Regions from separate parts of the Homo sapiens genome. Here region 2 is linked to region 1. A link is a loop called in an ENCODE intact Hi-C map of the cell type or tissue named here. Cell type or tissue: tibial artery. All regions are shown on one strand. Each heading gives the region's core, and the rest is flanking DNA. Links, peaks and the distances in the headings are about the cores only. Region 1 overlaps SLX4IP (SLX4 interacting protein). Region 2 overlaps SLX4IP (SLX4 interacting protein).

Region 1 (9,666 bases), core at 3,189-5,688:
AACTCATATACATGATTCACGGGAATTTAAATTAGTACAACCATTATGGAGAACAATTTGGAGGTTCCTCAAAAATCTACAAATAGAATTACCATATGACCCACCAATCTCCCTACTAGGTATTTTAACAAAAGAAGAAAATCAGTATATTGAAGAGATCTGTACCCCCTTGCTTACTGCAGTGCTACTCACAATAGCTAAGATAACGGAATCAATCTAAATGTTCATCACCAGATGAATGGATAAAGAAAACGTGCTGTATGTATACACAATGGAATACTATTCAGCAATATATACAAAAAAATAAATAAATAAAATAAAATCTGTCATTCATGGTGATATGGGAGAGGGGCAAGGAAGTGCTGGGTAGAGAAGGGCAGGGTCCCTGGTGAGGGCTCCACCCTTGGGCCTGTGCCCACAGACCTAGGTGAGGACAGGCACTCCTGTTTTCACGCCCAAATGTTGTATTTTCCAAGAACACCATGGCCTACCACGCCCCCCATCTTGTGCCTATAAAACCCCCCGAGACCCTAGCGGGCACACACACAGGCGGCTGGACAACAAGAGGAGCAGAGGAACGGAAGAAGTTGTTCTGACAGGCACCAGCAGATTCCGGCAGGCCATGGACAGCGGGATAACGTGAAATTCTGCCAGGGGCAGTCGGAGAGTCCGGCAGCTGGGCGGCCCAACTCCAGGGGAAGACCACCTTCCCACTAGATCCCCCTTCTGGCCTCTCCATTCACCTCGCGGAGAGCCACCTCCACTCAGTAAAACCTTGCACCCATTCTCCAAGCCCACGTGTGATCCAGTATTTCCGGTACACCAAGGCAAGAACCCGGGATACAGAAAGCCCTCTGTCCTTGAGATAAGGCAGAGGGCCTAATCGAGTAGATTAACGCAACCCGCCTGCAGACGGCTAAACTGAAAAAGCACATTGTAACACACGCCCACTGGGGCTTGAGGATCTGTAAACACTCAACCCTAGACGCTGCTGCAGGATTGGAGCCCATGCTTCCTATGAACTGCCCGTCTGTATGTTCCCCTAAGGGTTGAGCCGCAGGGCACCGATGACACATCCCCATCCCACGCCCTGTTTCAGGGATAAGGTATCTTTTCCTGTTTCAATAGCAACACGGATGAGCCCAAAGGAAATTAAGTGAAGTAAGTCCGGCACACATACACGATGGAATACTACTCAGCCATAAAAAGGAATGAATTAATGGCATTCTCAGCAACCTGGATGGGACTTGAGACTATTATTCTAAGTGAAGTAACTCAGGAATGGAAAGCCAAACTTGTAAGTGGGAGCTAAACTATGACGATGCAAAGGCATTAAGAATGGCACAATAGACTTTGGGGACTCAGAGAGAAAGGTGGGGAAGGGAGTGAGGGATAAAAGACTACAAATCAGGTTTAGTGTATACTGCTTGGGTGATGGGTGCACCAAAATCTCACAAATCACCACTTAAGAACTTACTACTATAACCAAAAAAAAAAAAAGAAAAAAGAAAAATAGATATATAGACATATTAAAATTTGATGATGTAATCAGAAAATAAGAAAATAAAATATCACATGTTCTCACTCATATGTAGAAGCTATTTATTAAAAAAATTGAGCTCATACAATCAGAGTTGTGAGTATTAGAAGACTAGGAAGGATGGGGAAGGGAAGGATAGGAAGAGGTTAGCTAATGGATATAAGACTACCACTAGAGTAAGTTCTAGTGTTCTATAGCACTATAGGGTAAATATGGTTAACATTAATTTATTGTATATTTTTTAAAAAAACATAAGTGAGGATTTTAAATGCTCACAACACAAAGAAATGATAAATGCTCAGGTGATAGATATGCTAATTACTCTAATTTGAAAATTACACATTGTATACACGTATCAAAATATCACTCTGTATCCTATGAATGTGTACAATTATTAAGTCTACTAAAAATAAAAAAACCTTAAAAATAAAAAACAATCCTTTAAACAATTTACAGTTTCCTTAGGAATGTTTTATTTGCTATTTTTATACATTTTGCCTACCATTAAAAGTCCTGAGGGCTCTTCAGTTAATTTTCTTTACCCAAACAAAGTATCTTCATTAGGACATATTTTTAAAATGTATCACTATACTAACATGACAGTCAGAGTCAAACATAATTGCCATCTCTACGGAGCAGAAATTCTATTTATTTTTTGTCCAAAATCAAAGTGCTCTGTGCCTACCTTTTAAGGACAAGGGATTGGATCTTGTGAATTCTGCATTTGATGGCCTGTGCTGTTTGCGAACTTCCAAGTACTCCTGAACTCTTGAATCAATGGTTTCTTTTAACAGTAAACAGACTTCCTAAAGCAAATAAAAAATTAGATATAACCTTCAAATTTAATGCAAAAAAATTAACATATATATTAAAAAGTTAACAATGAACATTTCATTTCATTTTGCTTTTTAATTTAGCTGTGAATGTTGAAAGGAATGTCATATGTGCTCATGAATAACACCGCAAATTTAAATTTGCTACTGAAGTTTGCTCGAAACCATGATGTTGGCTCACTGTGTGATCTGGGAAAGTCATTTCATTTCTTTCTGCCTCAGTTTCATATTTCTAAAAGAAAGATAAAAATATTTCAGTGTAAACATCAGGGCAAGGAGGTAATAAGTATGGTAAAGAATGCTTTCATATAAGTATCAATCAGTTGTACTGTGACAAATAGAAGAAATAAGTCAAGAAGAGCCAACACTGGCTGGCATCAAGGGCCCCAGGGAAACACCCAGTGTGGCCAGGGGACTGTAGACAGGGATGGGGCCAGGAGTAAGGGCATATTCATCCACTGCTGGTGCAACGGCATGGGGAACCCACACCACAGCCCAGTCAACAGCAAGCAGCCCCCCATGGTTTTAGGGGACTGTTTCATGTTTATAGGCACAGTGTTGCTAGATCTTTGTTCAAAAGGAGTCAGAAACAGTAATTTTTATATAAACTATCCCATTTTTCAAACTTGGTCTAAAAATTTTTAAAAATCTAAACACCATCATTCATTAGTTTCTGGTCTTGGGTTTACAAATCTACTCAAGAAGGAAACTGTTGAGCAGTGAGTTAAGCAGAGAACTGGAAATCACTAATCCTATTTTCTTCTACGCTCTTGTTGATGATACTGTATATGCCTTTGTTTTTGTAAAAACGTACTACACTCATGTACTAACAGTGAAAATAATATAATTTCTCTAAAGTAGATTAACATTTATTAGGCGACAGAAACACATGGTTTTAATTCAATTTCAGTATTCCTTATCACTAGTAAGTTTCAGGATAGGTCAATTGTTTTATTGTTTTGGTGTTATTTATAATAAAGGTAAACAAAAATTTAAGCCCAACACAATGGGAAGATACTCTTTGCAGTTGTTTCCTGCACTAACAGGAAATTGTGACCTAATGTAGAAAAAGAGAGTAAAATCATACACAAATCTAAATTTCTTAATTTAGATTAAGAACTGATGTATAAGAACTGATGATTCCTGTTTAATTCCCAAAGACTGCAGAAAACTCAGAGTTGCCCAGGTCACCTCAAACCTGTTTTGCTGGTTTCTTGCAATGTCATCTCAGGTTGATCTCTTAGAATCTTCACAAATTAAAACAACAAAATTTTTAGCTGTTCTAAAGAGCAATGATAGCAAAACTTTTCCTTTATTAAAAACACTTGTACTCCTCAAACAATATAGAAAACCCTTGATTTAACTCATGAGTGTGAGTTTCTAGATAAAGTACAAACACTGGTTTCCTCTCTCCTGCTTTTCATGTTGCAGCCTAAAGATGCAGTGCCTCATGGAATACAGAGATATCCCTTTACAGTTGAGTGTTTCGGCATTGTTCACACAACAAAAAGGCAGCCTTGCCGCCTCATAGGTTTTTTTTTTTTTAAAAAACAATTAAAGAATTTTGCTTCACATGCAGAGTTCAACTATGACTGGGCTAGAAAATATGTGAAAGACATACATGGAAACAAGGATTGCTAAAATTTGGCTATAAATGCCCTATAAGGCTAAAACTAAAAATAGCATGACAAAAATAAAGCAAAGGCTCATACACACAAACTTTCTCCCTCTAGCTGTGGGGCTTTCCTTCTGTGAGTCAGTTTGACGAATGCAAGGTAGACCAAGTGCAGTGTGATAGACACCAGTAACCGACCACACCACACGTCATGAAGCTTTCTCTTCAGAACCACAACAATGCAAGAAAAGAAAACTTCTCAGCTACCTTTGAGGGGCAGATAAGAAGAACAAGTTAAAATCAGTGCTCAAGACAGAGATGCAGAGGGCATCTCTAGGCTAACGGGCTGTGCTCGCTTCCTCGAGTTGACACATGGAACAGTTTGACTTCAACTGTTTGGGTACAAAGACTACTCGTGCTGCACTCAAAATAAACATATGTTAATACATGTAATTAGTTCTTTTTTCTAAAAAGGAACTGGATATTCTTAGGCTTTCACTGTATAAAATGACTGTTAAAATGGAATCAAATTGGTTGCTCATAAAATCCCAATCATGAGAGGATCTAAGGATAAAGAAGATGAAAGCCTGGGGACACTGAACCTAAGCTAAAGTCATAGCCTTTCTTCAACTAGCTTTTCTCCTTTCTTACGCACACACAAATGATCCCAGAGGAATTTTAACATCAGCGAATTGTTTTTTTTTTTTTTTTTTTTTGAGACAGGGTCTCACTCTGCCACCCATGGTGGAGTTCAGTGGCATGATCACAACTCTCACTGCAGCCTTAACCTCCTGGGCTCAAGTGATCCCCCCACCTCAGCCTCCAGAGTAGCTGGGATTCCAGACACAAGCCACCACATCTGGCTAATTTTTATACTTTTTATAGAGATGGGGGTTCACCATGTTGCCCAGGCTGGTCTTGAACTCCTAGACTCAGGCAATCCGCCTGCCTTGGGCTCCCAAAGTGCTGGGATTACAGGTGTGTGTCACTGCACCTGGCCAATATACATTTTAAAAGGGCAAATTAAAGAAGCAGCAGCAAACCGACCATTTGGTTTTGAGAGGCAAGCTCAGCCTGCTACAGCGACCTGCCCCTTGCAGCTGCCAGTGCAGCACTGCTCTGCAGGTCCTGTCATGCACTGCACAGCTTTGCTAAGTCATGCCCTGCTGCCCTCAAGTAGGTACTATGAGCATCCACGCAGCTGCATGTGGCTCCTAAAAAAACAAAAACCTAGCCTCACGCTTTGGCTATGAGGTGATTCACACACCCAGGGCTTTATTCTAAAGCATTCCAAATTAACTGAATCTTGGGCAAAACGGACTCAATATTAACAAGAAAGGTCTAAGGCCGATAAAGGTCTAAGGTGGCAAAGCCGAAAGGGAATGGAGAACAGGCCTGGAATGGTGGATTCCATAACATTGTTAATTTAAGTCAAGTCAGAAGATTTTGGGGTGAGGTCCCCTTGGGTGACTATTGGTCACTTTGGGGAAACGAGTGAACAGTTTTGAATCACAGCAACATGCGTTAGTAAGCTAGGAGTGGAATTATATGAAGGTAAGTGGCAGTAGGAGATGTTGATTGACTTGCTAAATATTTAAAAGTCCTGAAGAGAAGAGTCCACAGTTATTTACCTGAATGATAAATCCCACCATACAGAACCTTGTGCCTTCCTTTTCTCAGCTTTAGGTCACCAGGTATTCTTTGCAAAATAATGACAGCAAAGTCTTGATAATATTATCCTTTGAATGAAAATGTATTATCCTATAAAATCTTTTTTGGGGGGTGGGGATCTTTTTTCTAGTGAGCTCCAAAAGCTAATTAAAAGCAATTATCACAGAAAAGGGTGGCTTTTTGTTTTTTCACCACTGTCAATAGTTTCTTCGCCATATACTATATTTTAACAAATCTGATTTTTATTTCTCAGTCTAAAAAGCAACTGTGGTAAATGGACATCACGGATAATGATATTTTTAAAGGTGTGTAAAAGCCACAAGCTGGTTACTCCTGCTCTCTGGTGAGCAGGGATCAGAGAAGGAGGCAAAGCAATGGTGAGAGCTCAGTGCAGCTTGTAAGCCTCCACCACAAGCAGCACTTGGGTGGGATTGTTGAAACTTAGAACCAGGAGTGAATTTGGCATCTAGGCAAACCTCTTCACTTTCAGATGAGGAGGCTGAGGCTCAGTGAAGTCCAGCATCATGCTCTGCTAAGCCCCCGGCTACTGGCTTTCCTGACTGACCATTGTGAGAAGGAACACCGTCAAGTATTTCCTGACTTGTCAAAGGCTCATGATAATACAAGGATGATAGAAAATAAAAGCTGAGGCTTTAAGATGGGTGTGAAGGTTCAGCCTTGTGTTAACTGCCACACCTGCTTCAGGTGCTCAGGCCATCCTTCACAACCAGTCAGGTTAAAATCCCTGATTACTGAAATAGTCACTTTAACTTCTTCTTCTTCTTCTCCTCTTTTTGAATATATAGAAATCCTTCCCCCAAAACAAAGAGGTATAAAATGTCTGGTTTAAATAATACAGTATCATATGAAGTTTATGAATGTGTCAGTTTCTGAAGGAAAAAAAAAGTGGGTGCATATGTGTCTGTCATTGGGAATACAATTGTTTTTCAAGGATTAAATACGCAACATTTTTTTCCCACTAACAGAAATGAAAGCTGGAAAGAGCTGATATTTCTTATAGCAGCAGCAGCTACTTGCAATTAAATAGTAGAAAGTTTTGTTGTACCTCTTTCTTCTGTTCAGAAAACCAGCTTGTATCTTTGTTTGAACCTTGTGGCAAGATATGAAGATCCACGAGGACAGCAAAATTCCCACACTGAAAGACATTAATGGCAGAGTCAGTGTCTGTGCGGCTCATGCCCAGCAAACAATGAGAGAAAATCTCACAAATTCCTATGTGGTTGCTCATGATGAAATGGCAACAAAGTTCACTACTAGACAGAACTTTTAATAAAGAACATGGTTACAGGTCATAATCTACTACTTTCCCTAAGTTTAACATTTACAGTGGAAATGCTAAGGAGAGATGCAATGTTAATCAAGACAGGAAAGACAAAATATCTGTCTCTGGGCTGCACCTTGAAAGGGGATGTCCAAGCATCCCGGCAGCAGTTGGAAGACGTGAAGCATCGAGAGAAGTTAAATAGGTCAGTACTAGGTAGGCTCCACAAAAGAATGATTCCATGCACAGCCAGGGGAATTCTTTCTTCTAAGCAGCAAATAACAGATATAAGATACTGCATTTTTAGACGGACAAAAGGATTGGCTAGGACGGTACACTTTGGAATTGAAATAGGAACATGGAAGAATGAGAAATAAGCAAGAAGATAAAGATACATACTGAATGCTAGTTAACAAAACAAAACAAAATTCATTAAAGTATGCTACAAAACTGTACAAAGCCTGACTCTGTTCTTATTCTATAGGCTAGCGCTGTCCAGCACTTTAGAAAATAATGGAAATATTCTATATATATGCTGTTCAATAAGATAGCCATATGTGGCCGTATGTGGCCATATGTGGCTGCTGAGCACTTAAAATGTGGCTATTGTAACTGATAAGCTACATTTTTAATAAAATTTAAATTAAATTTAAGTAGCTACATGTAGCTAGTGGTTCCATACTGGATAGCACAGTTACAGACCCTGTGAAAAGTTGTTGCCTTATAAATCCTCACATATGAGTGAAGTAATTTCTGAGAATCACAAGATAACTGTGAACAAACTAATTTGGTAAGGAATGGGACACCAAGGTTGGGGATGGTCTGAGAGACCCAGAGATTCGGTTTATGAGACTCAGAGGTTCAGTTTTTTCACTTCCTTGGCTGGACAGTTTTGTTTTTTTTTTTTTAAATTCTGTCCTATATATCAACAGTGAAAGGAAAGTAGTTTCAACAAATGGTTAGACCATCAGATGTAAATATAAAGTGAAACTTGACACCTACCTCACGCTATATACAAAATTTAATTTGAGATGGATCACACACCTAGACAAAAAAGCCAAAACTATCTTCCTGATCTTTGGAATAGGAAAAGATTTCTTAGGATCCAGAAAGCACCAAATATTGAGAAAAATAGTTGTAAAATTGTTAAATTTTCAAAATTAAAAATTTCTGTTAACGAAAAAAGCACCACTAATAAAATAAATAGGTATGTTACAGACTGGGAGAAATGTATTTATGTATTCAAAAATACATGTATCTGGCAAAAAGGACTGGTACCCAAAATATGTAAAGAACTCCTACAAACTGATATTTTTAAAAAAAGCAAAACAAAAAACCTGAGTTTGAATAGACACTTCACAAATAGGATAAATGAATGGCTAATAAGAAAATGAAAAAAGTGTTCAATATCATTAGTCATCAGGCAAATTAAAATTAAAACCACCAAGAGATACAACTACAATACCCACCAGAATGACTACAGTTAAAAAGACTGACATAACATGAAATGTTGGTAAGGATATGGAACAACCCAGACTCTCATACTTTCCCAGTGGAAATGTAAGATGGTCTAACCACTCTGGCAAATGGGTTTGTCAGTTTCCTGTAGCTAAACGTACATTTACTTATCAACTGAGCCAATGATTCCTTCCCAGGTGTTTACTCAAGAGAGATGAAGTATATGTGCACACAAAGACTTGTATGCAAATATTCATGGAAGTTTTATTTATAATAACCCAACGTGAAGACAACCCAAAAGTCTACAACAAGAGAACAAATTGTGCCATATTCATGCAAGGGAACACTACTCACCACACTACCGATAGACTCAACATGTATTCATCTCAAAAACATTAGGTTGAGCAAAAGAAACCAGACCAAAATAACATATACTGTATGGTTCCATCTATATATAATTCTAAAACAGCAAAATCAACGTGTGATGAAAGGAATCAAAACAGTAATTTCCCAGGGGGGTAAAAAACTGGGTGAGAACTGTCACAAAGGAACTTTGTATGTGATAAGACTATTCTGTATCTTGATGGGGTATGTTATGTATACACTGCAATCAGTTCCTTTCACTATATTTAAATTATACATCAATAATAAACAATTTTTAAACACTGTGTAAAATGCACTCATACTTGTTGGCAGTTATTTAAAATGTAGGTATTACGTCCCTGAAAATGTGTGGGAGACCCAAATGAAGTTTACCAGGTAATAAACTGTGAAGCATGTTGAAAGATGGTTTCCTACGATGTAAAAGAGTGCACTTTAGTGTGTTACAGTTTAGTGTGTTGCAACCAGCATTTTATTTTAATGAAAGAGAACTGAAGATAATATTAGAATGCAATACAAAATATCAATGTGTCATATGGTTAGATCAAGAATTGTTTTGTGAAATGTAAGTAAGTGTGTACTCAGTTATGATGGAAAGCCTATTTCTTATTGTGGGTTGTAATAAAAAATGTTTGAAAACCACTCAAGTATACTGTTAAAGTCCTTCTCAACTGTTGGTTACAGAATTTAACCTTTAAGGAGTATGCTGCCACCAGGTGGAGGTCGCATGCCACAACTACAGGATCTTAGCCACGGAATATTAACCTTTCCTGTGCCATGGACTTATTTAGCCAACTGTGAAGCTGATGAAAGTTGCTCAGAATAATATTTTTAAATGCATGAAACACAACACATAGGATTAACAAGAAAACCAATTACACTGAAG
Region 2 (9,666 bases), core at 3,529-6,028, 46 kb before region 1:
TCTGGGAACCTCATCCCGTTATGACACTGTATCCTTGGGAAAATGAGTATTGAATTCTAAATCATCTGCTAACTAATGAACTCTCTGTGCTATCACTGTGGGTGTTCTGATGAAGATGGGCTTTTAGGAATTCAAGCCTGAGAAGTCTGCTGTCTCTTGATTCCTACGTACTTTAGAGAGGTGACTGGGTTTTTCCTCCAAAGCCGTATCTCAATGTGAGTCTGCTGGCAGCTACTGGAAATCGAAGGTGTTGAGCTGGGTGGTCGCTGCTCCTTCTCCTCCTCCTCTTCCTCCTCTGGATGTTGGTTAACAGAACTCCCACTGAAGGTCACAAGTTTTTGCCTTTAGCGTGTCTCTTTCTCCAGCACTGACTGGCTGGCTAAATGGGGGTTTATCACTTAACTCTTTGGTACTTTAGTTTTTATAGCTGCAAAATAAAGTTGAGCTGGCAAGTGGAGAAAATAATTAGGGAGTCGAGTTTCTTGGGAAAATATTAATAATATAAGCAGAATGATAGTGTCAGGTATTTTTCTCCTTTCAAGCAGGAAGGAGAAGATTGTACAGCAGTCTGTTAATGTGGCGTTAATTGCATTTAAATGAAGACTTCTTCAGAGAAGAAAGGAAATGATGTTGATAAAAATTAATACTGTATAAGTGCCTTAGACTTTCTATGACCTTTTTTTTTTTTTTTTTTTTGAGACAGAGTATTGCTCTGTCACCCAGGCTGGAGTGCAGTGGTGCAATCTCGGCTCACTGCAAGCTCCGCCTCCTGGGTTCACACCATTCTCCCACCTCAGCCTCCTGAGTAGCTGGGACTACAGGCGCCTGCCACCACATCCGGCTACCTTTTTTTTTTTCCTGTATTTTTAGTAGAGATGGTGTTTCACTGTGTTAGCCAGGATGGTCTCGATCTCCTGACCTCGTGATCCGCCCGCCTCGGCCTCCCAAAGTGCTGGGATTACAGGCATGAGCCACCGCGCCTGGCCTTCTATGACATTTTAATATTCATTATTTCACTTGCTCTTTAGGAAAACTTGAGAACGCTGTACAGAAAGTATCATGTTTACCTTTGCTTAACAAGTTAGGTGACTAGTGCTCTTGTGAAGCCAGATGACTTGTGTAAGGTCATCAGTGAATAAGGGGAGAGGCAGTGGTCAAAGCCAGGTCTTTACATTTTAACTCAAATCCCTTTTCCAGTTGTTCTATTCCCCACCACGTTTTTCCTAATCAAATCTATCAAAGGGTTCATCAATGGAGATCACGGGCCTCTGCACAGGCAAAGATACACTATGAGAAAAAAACCACAAAGGATTGGGGATGGAGATACATCCTATTCCAACTTATCCTATCTAATGATCCTCATTCATTTAACCTATCCTATTCTACTTCAGCAAAGGGCAGGTTCCCTTGCAGGAATGGCAGTGGTGGGAGGAGGCACAAACCATGTTTTTCACAAATACTGGCTAAACATTTGGGAAGATTTCATTATTAAGAAAAGAGAACAAATTTCATTATTAACAAAAGAGAACTCAGGTTACTGTAATATACAAGCAAAAGACAATCTTTTAAAAAATGATCTCACCCTAGAGATTTTTTTTTTTCTTATTTTCTCCATCTTAGTCTAGAGAAACTAACCAACAGAGGACATCTTCATCCTCACTACCAGCATTTTCAGAGGGTCATCTCTCTGCCAGTCCCTATAAGGTTGGGTGGGGATGGTGGCTATCCAAGGAAAACAGCCCATCGTAGGCCACTTGCTGAGGGTGTGGCCCTAATCTATTCCTTAACTATCTGTTGAACATGTTCTGACCCTGAGCCTTGGCCTTAACTGATTGGAAAGGGACAGGGCAGTCAGCCTTGGGAGGGGGCAAGCACCATGAGAATTCTTTCACACTAAACAGTAGTGTGACTTAAGAGAAGTGTTCTATTTAGTGCTTAAACATTGTCTCTTGGCAGTATGTCCCACTAATCTTTCTACTTAGATGATGCTAGTGAGGACTAGCCTTGTGTGGCTGATGCAGGTCAGCAGAACCTTGATGGCTATTTTGGCCACAGCTCAAATGAAGCATAAGGCAGAGAACCCAAATATCTTAGTGTCATCAGCGAAATCCAGCTGCTAAGGGGCAAAAGAGAGTCTGCTCCCTACAGATGCCTCATTGTCATGTGTGCACTGACGGTGTGGCAGAGGCAGACACAGCTCGGCTGTCCCTTAAACCTAAAGACTATAATTAGCATAATATTGGTCACTACACGGAATAAAAAGGACCTCATATCATAAACTAAAATACATTCCATAAAAGTATCAGAAGAAAATACAAGTGTTTATCTAATTTGAAAAACATAACACCAACATCATCGAAAGCAGAGATCATTACAGAAAACACAATTCTGAGGAAAAACAATGCATCCTACCATACAGCACTGACATACAAGTGAAAGGAAAATAATAAACTCACTGAGAGTTACTTTCCTTACTAGATAAGAAGTCTTCATGTAGCAGAGTTTGTCAAATACAAAATCATCAGTAAAAAAAATGGACAGAAACACATAACTGACAAATAGGGTCCTAGTTAAAATACATACACACGGACCTCAGTTTATTAAGTATGATGTATGAAGAGATACCATCCAGATCACTAGCAGAGACTTTGTGTTCAGGGTTGTGGCTAGTTTTTATTTTCTTTATATATATTTGGATTAAAAGCTTTTTTGTACAATGAATATGTACAATATTGGTCATCAGTTATTAGGTAAAATCTAAGTTCATAACATTGTGGAAAATGTGAAATATGAAAACAGCCTCTCTCTACTCAAGGAACTTTCCCTAGTGCTACAGGAATCTCTTGTTAATATCTTCCACGCAATTCACCACTAGCGTTGTTTAGAAATAAGAAAAATAAATTTTTTTAACTCTATGATAGATCATGAAAAATCTGGAAAAGTCATCCACTACTTATTTCATTTTCTAAACACAAAAATAGAGAATTCTTTTCTTGAATGATCTGATTTATACTTATGCAAAAGTTAAAGGATTCTGTCATGAGGGTACAAACATCAGTGCACAGTCAAATGTTAATTAGCTTATTTCTTCTGTTCTAAAAACATAAGGCCTATAATGTTAGCTTATAATTTCTATTTACATCTTTCTTAAGATCAAATATAACTACCCTGGAAGTTTTTCTAATCATAATTTTTTAATCTGCAAGAAAATTTCTTCTTTGTGCAAAATTATTTTGTAGTTTTTATTTAGCTACAGTTTTATTTGCTTCCTCCAATAGAAATCCCATGTGAGAAAAGATTTTTGAGATAATTTGATACCCTCCCCCTTGAATGAGAGGAGGGCTATGGCCCACAAAGGGCTGGATTATGCACAGCTGAGGACTATAACAGCCAAGCTAAAAATAACTCAGCCTTCAATAGTTTATTTGAAGTGAAAATGAGTCTAAACTCATTTTCACTTCAATTTTGTATTCAAAAACTAGAAGGACATTTCTTTACCACTAAACAGTAGTGTGCCTTAAGAGAAGCAGCTGAGTTAGTGCTTCAATATTGTTTCTTGTCAGGATGTCCCGGTAATCCTTCTACTTAGATGATGCTACAGTGAGGACCTAGCCTTGTATGGCTGGCCTACGTCTGCAGAGTCTTAACAGCTATTTTCACAACTTGAACCACAACTCAAATAAAGAGTATAAGGCAGATAACTCAAATATCTTAATGTATATGTCCACTTGTAGGCAGTACTAGCACTACAAATCATTTTTTAATTTCCAAAAGGATCACAGACTTTGAGAGCTTCGGTTTAAAAGTAAAAAAAGTAGGGCTGGGGGATTTTGGACTTTCCTTCTGAGGAACGGCAGAAGAGATCCAATGGAACCCTTAAAGATACAGGTGCAGAGTGGAAAAATATTTAGGAAAAATGGAGGCCCTATTTGAATGACATTTTTAGGTCACCAGGATATCCTTCAGCAGCCTTGATCTGCCAAACTGTAAGCTCCTTGAGGGCCAACACACTTTCTTACTTTTCTTTGTTTTCCTGGTGCCTACCAGAGTTCCCAGTATAGAGCTGGGACTTAGCAAATTATGTTAAAATGTGATGGTAAAAACAGATGGGAAGGCTGATCTCCAGAGACTAGAAGGAGTGGCTGTAACTAACACACAATGAAATAGTAGCTTTGTCCTGACCCAGAAATGTCCCAGATATATACAGAGTTCTATGGTTATTTACACAACTTTAACAAAGAAATAATAAATAATTTTAAATTTCCCAAAGGCTCCAGGACTTTACATCTGAGAAAGAAAACAGTTTCTACATAGGCTTTTGGGTTTGTAAATAAGAAAATATTGTTGGAATGGAATGTAGCTGAGCGCAATCAAAATTCACTTTATGTTCTTCATATTTCCAAGGAAAAAAACGGTGAGGAAAAAACAAACCAAATAAAGGTAAAAACTCTCAAAAGACTCCCCAGTCCTATATCTAGCAATAGGTCAAAAACTGAGGCTACAAGAGTTTTTAGATTTCTTATGAGAAACTCTAGTAAGAAAAATACAATGACTCATTTCATAATAATGTCCTTTCTTCCCAAAGTACACATCACAATTCCCACATCCCTAGCACATGGGCACTCTGTGCAGAGCTATTGCAACACAGAGGATCTCCCTGCACCAAAGTCCCTGAGTGGACAAGAGAAACGCAACAGTGACAGCAGGGACAGACCTCCCTGGCGCTGTGGTGCTTAGGGGCAGCGTGGCTGCATTCGCTCTGCTCCGTAAAGGAGGGGGATTACTCCCTTTGTACTGCCTGATCTGGAACAGCAGTTCTTTTGTGCAACCACCTTTAAGTACTGGGGAGCTAAGTGCAGCTGGCTTCCTTGTCTACAGGTTGAAAGAATCCCTTGACAGAGGAGTTTTGAATAGACGCTCCCAGATTTCCTAACAAATTGTCACTTAGACATTGAGAATCCAAAAAAAAAGATGAAGGAAAGGGAATGTGTGCTCTCAAGGCTACAGCACGAGTAAGGCACCCAGGCTGTTGCTCAAGTACTAGTTCACTCCTCTGTCACTTCTGTGGCTGCAGAAGAGTGAGTTAAGTCAATAGTTATACAAAAACAACTGAAGTTTATTGCCAAAGAAATCTTTCCAACATAGCTACTGCGGGTACCAATTTTCCCAGCCTTGCCCAGTCAGATGTTCTTGAGAATTGCTATCCAGAGAAAATGAGATGGATCCTGCCCTTTGGTGAATATCCATGTAAAGTGATATAAGAATTCAAAGCTTGAAGCAAGTCCAGGGAATACTCACAGGAGCCTGACATCACTGGCTGTGGGCATTTGAAGTATGGAACAAGTGATAAGAATGCCTTCTCTCAGGCAGAAGGCAGTTCTGGAAGGGAAGGGCTGTTTATTGATCCTTAAATAGCTGAGACAGGCAGACTCTGTAGAGGTCAAATATCAATGAGAATTAAACTACAAGACACTTCTGGTGGAAGGATGGTGTAGTTGGCTTGATGGGTCATTTGTGGGAGAGGGACCTTTACTTGACCTGGGTCTTTTATTGCTTCTAGTAACAACAGGCCTGAGGAAGTAGTGGGCTGGAGGCCTGTGAGGAGGGGAGGTGGCAGAGGTGAGCAGGCTAGGCAGAGGGACGCACAGAGCTTGAGCCCCGAGATGAAACTGTTGAGTAGTGCCAGGCTTTAGCTGACATATGTGGCTGGGAAAATGTATATGTGAAGAGACAGAGGTGGAGTAAATGAGCAACTGAAGAGACAGAAACTGACCACAACTAAAGACAATCACTCAAAACAAGGAACGAGCCTCATGATGGAAATGGCATTTTCCTCATAAGTTAATGTGGTTAACTCTGGTCATGTTATCACTGGTTATCAGAACATCTTAAAGATAAAGAAACTGAACTCACTCATGTAAAAGGCTTAGACCGGTGAGAGTTTCAGAATGAAAATTCTCAATGTTTAGGAAGTCCTCCAGATTATAGGATTTATATGACAGCCGGTATAGAAAACTTACATCTGTATAAATACCAAGGCCCCTAAGGGGGATAATATTTCATTTGTATTGAGATGTTTTAATCCCTCCTTAATAATTTAAGATACTAAGTATTAATATTACATATCAGATAGAAGATCTAATTTCTCCTGTATTTCATTTGAAAGTAATAATACTTTCTGGAACAGTTAATTGTTGTTTTCTTAAACCCATAGATCAATTTCTTCCTTGCTCTGAATCAGTTAAGCTATATTATATTTTAGATGTATGCCAATGGCATTGCCACTTTAGTATTTATTAGTTTACGAAGATAACTCAACATCCTGGAAATATTTCAAAGGACAAACTTAATACTTTTCACCAAATTTGCCTCATTCATTTAATGTGTATTCTTAAGAGTTTGACTGATGGATGAAGAAGAGGAAATATGAACCACACTGGCTGTTGCAAAGGGTTCCTCTGCACCAAACGCAGACATCTAAATTTAAATATAAGTTCTCTGCTCTTTACTTTTCCTGGGTCTCTATTCACCCTTGTAGCCTCTGAAACACTCTTCTTATGTATTTATTTAAGATGAGATAAGAAGCTGGTTTTAGATGATGTGGGCCAAATTTCAGATTTCATACGGATTAAAAAATAATAAACATCAAGGGTAATCTAATATTCCCATAAATTATTTTAGAAGCATAATAATCATGTCACACTTCATGGCCCGGTTAATGTCTGTTGGATTTTTTTTCTGTTTGTTAAAGATTCAAGTCATATGTCCCTGTTTCTTAAAGATTCAAGTCATACGTCCAAAAATATGAAAAAAAGTCTGTGTAGAAGTCAGGCAGACTGGACTGTGGCTGCAGGAAACACACACACGTGCAACAAGGAGATTCTCAAGTGTACATGTTCAGCTTAAAAGACAAAGCAGTCAGCTGCAATTCTGAGTCAGTTTTATCTATTTGTCTGAAGAGACAACTCCAATAAAACAGAAGCAGGCCCTGCTGGAACTCAAGACTTAGCATGAGAAAAGGGAGACAGAGAAGGAGACAGAGAGACAGAGAGACAGAGAGACAGAGAGAGAGAGAGAGAGAGAGGGAGAAAATGAACCCTATCAGCTATGAAATAATACACTGGGGAAAAGTACTGGTTCTCATGAAAATGTCGGTGATTCACCATGGAATAAAATTTAAAAGCCACTGACCCCAATGAAAGCCTCCAGTGGAAACATGTGGATTTTGCTTCATTTCACTTAAAGACTTTTCTTTATTTCATTTAAACACTATCATAAGCACCATCACAGCTTTTGTGATGTGTTGCTTTCTCATTTACAGTTGATATGGAAAAGGTACTGCTGATTAAAATGGTCTTGAGGAAAAGAAGAACAATACACGAATTAGTTGATATTACCACGTAAAACAGGTAGGGCTTCTTGTTCCCTTAAAACATGCGTTGGGTGCTCATCAGCTGAATGACAACAGCAGACAATTCTTGTTTTCTATTTTTTACAGTAACTCAGCATTTAAGCAGACTTATTTGTTTATAGAATTTTTTCATACTCACCAAATCTTCATTCTGACTTGCTAAAAGATCACGACTGAATGCAAGCTGACTGACACAAACCACAAATCTGTCAGGGAATACACAGAGTTCTGTATAAAATGAAGAAAAACAAGTTTAAAGGTGTCAAAAAACTATAAACACAGAATGGTTGTTCCAGATTTTTGTTCATTTTAAGTTACTGCAATATGCACATCCATATAAAACATACGTCTCTTCTCTCCTCCCATCCTTTCGGTGTTTGCCGTCAATAGGGCAGGGTGAGCGCAAAGCTCTAGGGAGAGCTGATGAGGCTGCAAATTGGTCCACCTGCGCCCCGGGACCATTACATTACAGGAAACCCCCAGGCAGAACCTCTGTAGCCTCCCCTCTGTGTCAGTCAGCTGTTTTCTGATTAGAACTCCTATTTAGAAAATAGGATCAATGTTTTCAAAATGAGCATGTAACACTTTAGAGGAAGAGGAAGAATATTAGATAAAATCTAAAAATGTGACCTATCAATGTTTTTCCTAGTTACTTTACTTATCATCTCCTTGGTTAGCTAGTCTTAGAGAGCTCCCCGACCCTGGAGGGCAAACTACTAATCTGAAGCAGGCTGGGAAAACAGCAGCTTTTCTTAGGAATTAATGATCCAACTATTAAGAAAATGGTTAAATATACAATAAAGATGGTAAAATTACACCATACTCATAGTAATCTATTATTGCTGCTTCTTAAAACAAAACCATTGACTTCTCATTGGGAAAGACTGAATAAATCACTGAACTGGACTCCTCGGCATTCAATGAAAGGAAGGCAAGATGGTAATGACATCTGGATCTTTCCTTTTCTCATCTGTCTGTCCATCCATCCATTTGTTCGCCAGCCTCCAGCTACCCAGGCATGATGTCTGGAGTGATGCTAAGCTGATGCCAACAGGGTATGTTCCAGGCGGGTGGGGAGGGGGCTCTTCTCCCTTTTTCCTACTTGGTTGTACTGCTTGAATATTTTTATGATATACATGTCTGATATTTGTGATAGAAATTAAGTCATTTTTCTAACAGAGAAAGCTTCCCTCTTACATGAGACCAATTTCTTTTTAAAGATGGATATTATGAATCAGGTGAGTAAAGCCTTTTAGGTACACTGCACATGATGGCAATGACTGAGGTAATAAGGTATCTCAATTTGATGCACCGCTTGGAAGCCAAGCAAGAAGGTGTCAATTACATGGACACAGAATTTAAACAAGTTAACACCTTACACTACTAGACTAGCTTAAATGATCCCAAGAGGCCCAATGAGTTGTTGTTCCAGTAACAGCTCTCTCCTTATCCCATCAACCACTGCTGTCTCCTTGGCAGTCACTCTCCCTATTCCAAGTTATCCTATTCAGAACAGCAGGTTAACAGTTCTAAAAAAAGAGCTCCACTCATCCTGCTCAAAAACCTACCATGGCTCCCCAGTGCCCAATATTCAAAGCCCTCCATGATTAGGGATTAACCTGTTGTTCTGGTCTCACTCCCAATTAGCCTTCCTCATGAGGAAAGCCCCCATTTCAGGTGGGGGCCTGGGTTTTTTTCAACTTTGACCCCATGTGGGCATATGATATCTGGCTAGGTGACTAGAGGTGGATTTTGAAAAGCCAGAAGAACAAAATTAGCAAAGCAATTAATATTTATTCATTAGTTCTTAAAAGATCTTATTGCGATAAATGGTATATAGCCTTTTTATCATTTTATGGGAGGGAAACTGAGCCACAGAATTCATTATTTTTCCACCTCCCCCCCCTAAAAAAATCATAAAATTGAAATACAACAGTTCATTAGTGGATCAGAACTGGAATTCAAAATTATCAGTTCTATCAAATAATTCCTCGGTATTTGCATTTGTTCCTCTGAAAAGTAACAATGTTCGAATGGCAGATTTTAAACATTTTGGTGCTGCCAGGTATTAACAGAAAGCAACTTCTGTACCCTTTTGCTCTGTTTAGGTCATTATTGAGAGTTGTACTATTTTAATATTTAATTAAATATTTAGGCAATGATAGTCCTTACCATAAAGGGCACAAGTGCAAGGTTAGCTGACTTATTTTACTAGAGAGTTGAACAAAGTGGAAGGACCTGTTAAGAAAGCAGTA

Evidence for each region. Hi-C counts contacts between places; a loop is a spot of excess contacts. Peaks named below come from ENCODE experiments on the same cell type or tissue, not always from the same donor. Only the 100,000 strongest peaks of a DNase experiment are listed, where the experiment ranks them.
Region 2: it touches region 1 in a loop (11-fold over the local background); 18 of 110 quality-filtered maps call a loop at or near these places.

Annotation. Positions count from the first base shown.
Region 1 is chr20:10,553,380-10,563,045 of GRCh38, reverse strand. It overlaps SLX4IP (SLX4 interacting protein), which reads right to left. Exons shown (of 8, transcript NM_001009608.3): 3 at 6,726-6,815; 4 at 2,226-2,346. Among named protein-coding and RNA genes, the nearest start is that of MIR6870, 91 kb to the left of the region's middle. RefSeq lists an enhancer at 3,924-4,303. In tibial artery, for the core only: a CTCF peak has its summit at 4,137; no DNase peak of the experiment used is centred there; H3K4me3 peaks cover 619 bases; H3K27ac peaks cover 2,500 bases.
Region 2 is chr20:10,599,704-10,609,369 of GRCh38, reverse strand. It overlaps SLX4IP (SLX4 interacting protein), which reads right to left. Exons shown (of 8, transcript NM_001009608.3): 6 at 7,551-7,639. Among named protein-coding and RNA genes, the nearest start is that of MIR6870, 45 kb to the left of the region's middle. In tibial artery, for the core only: no CTCF peak of the experiment used is centred there; DNase peaks (open chromatin) are centred at 4,669 and 5,088; H3K4me3 peaks cover 367 bases; H3K27ac peaks cover 2,500 bases.